2 separate regions of the Homo sapiens genome follow, and region 2 is linked to region 1. The links are chromatin contacts, found by Hi-C or POLR2A ChIA-PET in ENCODE. All regions are on one chromosome and are shown on one strand. The core of a region is the stretch at or near the end of the contact, and the rest is flanking DNA. Distances in the headings are between cores, read along the strand shown.

Region 1 (3,941 bases), core at 1,010-3,509:
CGAGCCAGGCTAAACTGTGTATTCAGGGAAAGGCTGATCAAGGACTCAAAAGAATGTGACCTGGCACTGCCCTGGCCCTGTCCCACCTTTCCAGACAGAACCAATGTACATATTACGCATATTGATTGATATTTCATGTTTCTCTAAAATGTATTCAAGCAAGCTGTACCCCAGACACCCTGGGCACATGTCGTCAGAAATTCCTGGGGCTGTGTCGTGGGCACGTCCTTAACCTTGGCAAAATAAACTTTATAAATTGATTGAGACCTCTCTCAGATATCCTGGGTTCACAGTTGGTACTAACTATTCTCTTCTACCCACATCCTTCTGATGTGTACCCGTCTGATTTCTTTGGTTGCTTATCCAAGTGACCTTAGGTTCTTGGCTGACACATTCCCCGAGCAACACACCTCTCTATGGAGACATACAAGGCGTCAATAATAGACAAATTCTCTTTGTGGAATTCTTGCCCTAGCATTTCACAGCGAGAGATGCCCTCCCGTACCTCCATCACAACAGAGGAATCTGGAGTTCTGTGGCTGCCCACCCAGTTATCATAGGGACCCCGGAAGAACTCAACTAGCTGTCTCCAAATATAGTGAAACCTGGCATGTCCAAGCCAGCCAAAAAGGAGAGACAGAAACAAAGAAATGCTTAGAATATCTTGGGCTCTGCCAGGCATTTGATGTCTCCCATGATGTTTTTAAAACTATACTTAAACATCACCCCCTACTTCTGTCTTTTCTGTTCTCCAGCAAAACAAACCCTATATTCTTAGGAGATCCAGGGTCTTTGTAGGCTTTATAAAGGTGGGTAGGCCATGTGACCTTAAGGGGGCTCCATGTTCAGAGACGTGTTGAAAATGGTTGTGTTGAATTTATACTCAAGTCTCTGCTGTGGCTGCCTCACAGTAGGCAGACCATAATATTGCCTTCCCCTCTGATCTGGTTCCAGTGCCCTTGATTTTAAACTCAAGGCTTCCTCCCTTCACTCTGGACTCTGTAACAGAAAGCACAACAGTTCTTCAGTTACACAGACCTCCATGCCACCCCTTCCAGGATGTGTGACTCCAGGAATAAACTTCAACTACTTTATCTGGATCCACTTCTCAAATTTTTCTGCCAAAATATCTCTGAGTGGATTACACAGGGAAGCCCAGGAGCAGAGTCTAAAACTACAACCATAACATGTCCCTAACTTGCATGTTTTATTGTTCACATGAATTTGGCTTTCTAGTCCATTTGCTTTCATAGAAAATTTTCATTGTAAATTATCTACCCACCAAGTAAAATTGAAGCTCTAGGAAGATATGCCATGATTATACTGGACTATGAATTCATACCTTTAGGGGGAGTATGCATGGTTGAAAAAAATTAGATAAAGCATACAGTTGGTGTATAATAAATGTTGGTTAGTTAACATAGGTAATTTAGACAGTGGTCCAGGAATGGCCCCCCATGGTTGCCCTTATGCTGTCATGTCCTTGGTGCATATCCTTCTAACAGGGGTCCATGAAACCCCTTCCAATCCACTAAGCCAGGGCCAGAGAAGAAGCCTGTTTGCTGTCCCTGTTCTAGGCCCTCATTGGTCACCACCACTTCTATGATCCAAGACAGGGTTCCTATTTCCTGCCTTCTCCCATCTGCAAAATTAGGAGGATGGATTAATTTGTTCTTTTGGCTCCAAATTTCTATCCTGTGCATAGAATAACCTTGTACGAGACTTTCAAGTTTTCTCCCTAGTGGAACTGCTTTAAAAATAGATAAGGATTATTTGTAATTAATTTCCAACTACTTCTATGTAAATAAATATCTGCAAAATGCTTAACTCTCTCAGGTAAATGTTTTTTCTGAAGTATCAATAGTCACTCATTTGCTGAAAAAATCTTTTCCCTTGGTCCCTGCAGGTGTAAATTCCTGCTCCAGTCACCTGTAGAAGTTACCTCCAGTTCCAAACCCATGAAAATTATGCTAAGGAGATATCCCTCTACCTGCATTCGTGACACATGTCATCAGCAAGTCACGACTCTGACTTCAGAAAATTCATGATCAATTTCACACTCTATCTGTTGCTGAGGAGGATTCAATTCATTTTAGGCAAAGCCCAAATGACACTGCATTTTGTCTTTTTTCCCGTTGCCGATGCAGGAGGATTTGGAAGAATAACATTTTAATGGCTTGGAAACTGTTCCCAACAGAATTATCAGAGAGAGAATTTTTCAAGGGTTGCATCACTAAATGACCAAACAAAGACACAGTGTCTGGCTACCACCCACATGACTCGACTGTGAGCCATGTTTTCATAATGATGCAGTGAGATTTAGACACACCTCTTTTATATGTGATAAAAGGAATATTAGCAAGGAAATAAACTTACCTCAGAACTAAGAAGCTATCAAAAAGTAAACCCCACTTTGTGGTTTGTTCTTAATAATAATACGTGCACAAATGTCTTGGGCACATTGAGTGCATAATACACATCACCTCATGTGACCCTCATGCAAGCCCATTGGGATGAGTCCTGTTATTGTCCTCAGTGTACAGAAGGGGAAACCACAGGCTTCAAGAGGCTGGCTAACTTGACCAGCCACCAAGATGAAAGATGGGGAGGAACCCCAGGTAAATAAGACTCCAAAGTTCCTGCTCTCTGCTGTTGATTCGAATTCAGCAAGTCTGAATTAAAAGACTAAATTAAAGAAAAGGCTGAGGTATAGAAAGTACTATAGCAATGAAATGTTGCATTTCTCTACATATAAATGATTTAACTTTATTAAAGTATAAGCTTGAAGTTTTTAGAAAGCCCTTTTAGAGAGATAAAGAGAATTTATTTGAATTAAACAGAACTGTGTTGGCTTTAAGGGCATTTACAAGAGGTTTTGTTTCTTTAATAGGTTACATATTCTGCCCCAGGGCTGTCTCCAGCTGACCAACATAGTAATGAAATCCCCTTTTCTTGTTTAAAGGACCAGAGTTGATTTATTTAAAGCTTGGGTTGTCTCCATCAGCTTCTCTAGGGGAATGAACCTCTCCTCCACCCCTCTTCTCCCTATACATCACATTTCCCTCTTGCCCATCTCAAAGAAGTGTGAACCGATTCACAACAGGATGCTCCTGGGGGCTTAAGACTGACCCTCTCTGAGCAGAGCACTTGAGTAACAGATGCATGGCAAATGTCTGTAACACTCTGAGGAACTGGCATTGAGGTTAGCATTGCAGAGACATACAAAGGCACAATCCCTTCCTGGAATAATCTGCCGCTGGGCCCAGTTTTCCCACTCACACCTTTTGTGACATAATTTTGCCTCTCATTCTGGATGACTGTGGTAGACTTGTTCATTTCTCCTCACAGACTCAGGGCTCCAGTCCCATGGAACGTTTGCTGTTCCCTGAAATCATGATGCGGATCCCCACCCCTTGCCTTTGTTGCCTCTTCTACCTGGGCTGGCTTTTCCTTTGCCTCAACTCTGTTTTGTGGGAAAAAGGCAAGTCCCTAGGAAATGGCAGATCCAGTAGATTATGGAAAAATGTAGCATCCACTCATGGAGAGTGGGAGAGAGGTCCAAAGCACCCTCAGTGAATGAGTGCATATCACAGTTATTACTAATTTGCAAATGGTGTGTGGCACACAGGCAGTATGGGTCTGCATTCCCTTTCTCTTCCAATATGGAAAAAAATGTGTGTCACGCAGGGATTTTTTTTCCACACTGGAGGAGAAAGGGAACGTAGAGCCACATTATGGAGCCCCATCTCATAGAGGAGGCTCCCAGCACCAAGGAGACAGACCTGCTGCCCAAGAAGGCAAGAGCTTCCCGGCTGCAGACCCAGAGACTCGGTTGGCCTCACTGCCTTTGCTGCATCTGCTGCCGCGGTTCCCCATCGTGTCAAGACCTAAAGCCCTGCGACCACTGCCACCCCAGCCCACTGCCATACTTAGCCAGTCAG
Region 2 (3,941 bases), core at 366-2,865, 160 kb after region 1:
CAAAGGCATTTTATTTTGGGAAAACCATTTGTCAAGATTGACAGGCTCTGGGCAGGAGGTTTCTTTGTAGGGTGATGGAAATGTTCTAAAATTAGATTGTGGTGATGGTTGTACAGATCCTTAATTATACTAACATTCATTGGTTTGTACACTTCCAACAGATGAAATTTATGTTATGTAATTTATATCTCAATAGAGCTGTTTAAAATGTAAATGATTGATAGACTCCTCCCCTTGTGAATAACCAGAATTGATGTTTCTGTGCTGAACACTGCAGAGTGGGTGGTTAAAGTGAGGCAGCTCATGCACTACTTTTGCTTTTAATTCAAGAATGGCTGCACTTGGAGGTAGTTATGTGGAAATAAGTGCCTGAATATGGAGTACAAGCCACTGATCTGTGTGTTTTTTAGGCCGTATGATTTTAGTGAAAATGTGATCATTTTTTATGTGGTGGTATTTTCCCTGCCAGGCCAGGCATTCTTACCATTTGGGAGAAAAGTTTTTTTGTACTCTGACCAGGGCTTGCCCAGATATTTTCATGTTGGCCTCAGCAGCCTGTGTGAATACAATTGTAAGTAAAGAGCATCCCCCTTGTTCCTTGATACGAGACACCTGGCTTGCTGACTTTTCTTTTTCCCCCATCTCAGGCTTTTGGTGGAAGCAGCTCTTGTTTTTGTTTAAGGATCAGTTTGACTGAAATCTCTGCTTAAAAACCTCTTGCTTCCTTTCCTCTTGCATAGACCTAAAGTGTAATATCAAAACAGGCAGTGTCACTTTGGGTGAGAAAAATGGCTCTGGCTCATTTATTATGAAGGTTATTTCCATTTGAGGGACTAGTTTTGTACACCTTGCAACTGGCAGAATAGGAGTGCTGATACTGCAGCTTTTACCAAGTTCACTAATGTTTTAGGATTTTTTTTTTCAGCCTTTTTCAGCCTTGTGGAGTTTCTGCATGTTTTAGGAATTCTCTGAGTGACAGATTTTGTAGTTACCCATAGCTCGGTTGTTAAGGACATGTTCTCTGATTCAGCCCCAATGGGTCTCACACCCACGCTTACGAGATGTGATTCGCTGGGCAAGCTGCTGTCCTCCTTTTTCCTCATCTGTAAAGATGAGGTAGCAACAGTACCCATTAGAGACAGGATTTAAGTGGGAATGTGTGTAAACTGTCTAGCACCGTACCTGGTACCCAGGAACTATAATATTAGTAGAAACCCTGCCATTTTTACATTAATATTTAATAAAAGTATAATTACATGGCTGAGGGAGGGTAGTTGTGAAATCTGTAACTACACTGTATCTGACGGCTTGTGTGTGTTCAGAGTTCTAGAGCAGGCATATGTGCAGTTGGTAGAGAGGGTATCAGGCATTGGAAGGGAACTGATGAGCTGGGTGATGCCTCCGCTTTCAAAATGCAGGTGACACAGGTAGTCACTCTTCACTCGGCTGCAATAGCTTAATAGACTTGCGGTTTGAAACATTTTACTTCTTTAAGTGCATCCTGTGTGAAATGACAAACCCCATCCCTGTTGCAGTTCACATGTTCATCTGCAGACTCAGCGCCCTTGGGTGGACTCCAGCAATGTGCCCCACCCGTCTCAGCTGATGTCCCTGGCTGGGCAGGAGGGGTTTGGGAAACTGCCTGCAGGAAGGCCCCAGGGAGCTCTGGGACCCGGATGGTGGGTCGTGTAGGATTGCGTCTTCTCCTTTGCACCAAAAATCTGAGGGTAGCTGCAGGAGAGGGTTTCAGGGGGTGGGGGAGGGCTGGGAGAGCCCCTTTTAACTGCACCCTCAGGAGCAGTTCTCATCCACTGTTCTCATCTGTTGCTTTTTTTTTTTTTTTAATTTGGTTGGCTGTTTTTGCATACCTGTAATGTTTAAAGTTGATCCCTGTTAAGCCTGTAGGTTATGATCGGGCATTCTCCCAGGTGGAAGACATTTCGAATCCCTGTCATTCTGCTCTCTGTGGCATTGGTCTTTGTTTACCTTAGTGGAGTTATTAAGTGTGCCTTCTGTGCCGTTCTCCAGGTTCTGAAAATATTGTGCACAGGGCAGGCTGAGGACACAGCCACGTGATACCCACTGTAGAGAGAGGGAGAGAGAGACCTCCTATGCAAGCTGCCGGCCCTCTGTTCCGTAGTAAGGTCAGTGCCCGCTGTCTACCGAACACTCAGTACCTTTAGTTGCTGGGCAAGCCCTTTATTTATGTTATTTTAATTTGAACCTCAGAAGTGACCTATGAAGTGGTCGTTCTGCCTCAGGAAGGTGTGGAGATACCCCGAAGGTGAGGCAGTTGCCCTGAGTCCCAAGACTAACCAGCATGTGGGGGCCTGGGATCTGAGCCAGTGTCCAGCCTGCTGTGCAGTCCTTCCATTTGTCACCTGCAGTGCCCGCCGCACTGATGATGGCACTCCTCTCATCCAGTTTTCCCGCTGCCCCTCCATCCGTGTGTTGCAGTTTTAGATAAGAAAACTGCCTGAATCGCCCAATGAACAACATACCCTGGTTCTCTGGGGCTGGTTCCTCTTGTGCATCTTGTAGTGTTTAGTTGGTACCCAGCAGAGGCAAGAGTGCATTTGATGCTCTAGTTGAAACGGAACGCCAATGACTGGTGGTAGGGGCTGCTTCCTCGCTGTTTTGTGCCCAGGCTACCTTGTGATGCTTTTTGCTGAAGCCTGGGCTTTGAAAGGTGGGTGGTGGAGCATTCTTGTCCCTCTATCCTCACAGAGAAGCAGAGGCTTCTCTCCCCAAGATCTTGGGGTGAGGCTGGGCCATGTGCTGGGGTTGTGAGGATGAGTCAAGGAGGCCCGTTTCTGGGGAGAGGGTGGGCACCAATCCATTCACCCTTGTTACTTCCTGCTTGGAATTAAAGCAGGGCTGCTGGGTAAGGTACGAGGAGGTAGACTTTTCGTTGGGGTTGTCAGAGAAAGTGCCAAAGGGATGAGCCTTGAGGATGGGTTGATGGGGTGTGCATGGTGGATGGGGTAGAGAACATTCTACATAGTGAGCACCCAGGGCCGAGTGCTGTGAGAGGCATACAGCAGTCACTTTGGAGTCAAGGAACACCAGCTGGGTTGTGGCTCCTAGAGTGCCATGGAGGTATGAGCCACGTTACATTAGGAAGGGCAGTTCACACATAGACACCTGGGTCCCCCATCATGGGCCTGACTTAGCAGCTCTGGCTGGGGCCTGGGAGCCTGCATTTCTACCATGTTCTCCAAGGTGAGGACCAGCCACACCAGGCCACCTGGTACCCTAACAGGCATGCCCACAGTCCACAGCACAGCTCACCATTTTCTTCCTCCCACGAGTCACTTTTTATGTGTACTCTTTGAAACCTCCAGCCCTTAATCCACAGAGTGAGGGAAGTTAAGCCACCTGCCTCTGTTAGCCAGGGTCTCGGCAGTCTGCAGCAGGCACCCTCCGGAGGGCGCGGGGTGGGGGTGGGGAGCAAAAAAAAAGAGTTTAATGGAGGGGTCTGGAGAAAGCAGCTGAGTTGTGGGTCCCAGCCTGAGGCCAGCAAGGAGAGGGAGTGAGGCCAGGGGGCATTTGTGCAATCCCCAAAACGTGGCTTACGGAAGGAACAGCCCAGCTGGCCTCCCGGGCCATGTTCCTGCCTGGCCTGGCTCCCTCGGCCGCCCACCACTGGGGGCCAGAGGACCAGCTGTTGGTCGATGCAGCTCAGGCAGACTCACTGCCTGGCACAGGATGGAGGAGCAGACAGAAACCATTCTCCTCACCCACTGGAGGGCTCTGTTACAGGAGATGGCTCAGCACAGGGCCTGGGACTGGGTCACCCTAGGAGAGGGAGGGCTTCTCGTGTTCATCTTTATGAAGGTGGTGTTTCTGCCCTGATCTTGCTGGATGGGCTTGTTCTGACTTTGGCAAGTTTTTCTAAAGCATGTGGATTTGGGAAAGTTCAGCATTAGTGAAGTGACCTG

What was found. Hi-C counts contacts between places; a loop is a spot of excess contacts on that map. ChIA-PET counts read pairs that join two places held with the same protein, here RNA polymerase II (POLR2A). Pooled maps may share reads with other maps.
Region 2: a map of ascending aorta shows a loop between it and region 1 (2.1-fold over the local background). The contact joins two enhancer-like sites. A Hi-C loop is called at or near these places in 2 of 168 maps with a recorded cell type or tissue (ascending aorta and heart left ventricle) and 2 of 50 pooled maps. POLR2A ChIA-PET finds 5 or more read pairs at or near these places in 1 of 52 experiments (HEK293).

Annotation. Positions count from the first base shown.
Region 1 is chr7:50,867,874-50,871,814 of GRCh38, reverse strand. No RefSeq gene overlaps it. Among named protein-coding and RNA genes, the nearest start is that of GRB10, 87 kb to the right of the region's middle. RefSeq lists an enhancer at 3,465-3,941. Within about 2 kb of position 2,259, at least 4 of the 41 ENCODE cell types and tissues checked have a DNase peak (open chromatin) inside an H3K27ac peak, as active enhancers do.
Region 2 is chr7:50,709,078-50,713,018 of GRCh38, reverse strand. The region is part of intron 4 of GRB10 (growth factor receptor bound protein 10); the gene reads left to right. Among named protein-coding and RNA genes, the nearest start is that of GRB10, 72 kb to the left of the region's middle. Within about 2 kb of position 1,615, at least 6 of the 41 ENCODE cell types and tissues checked have a DNase peak (open chromatin) inside an H3K27ac peak, as active enhancers do.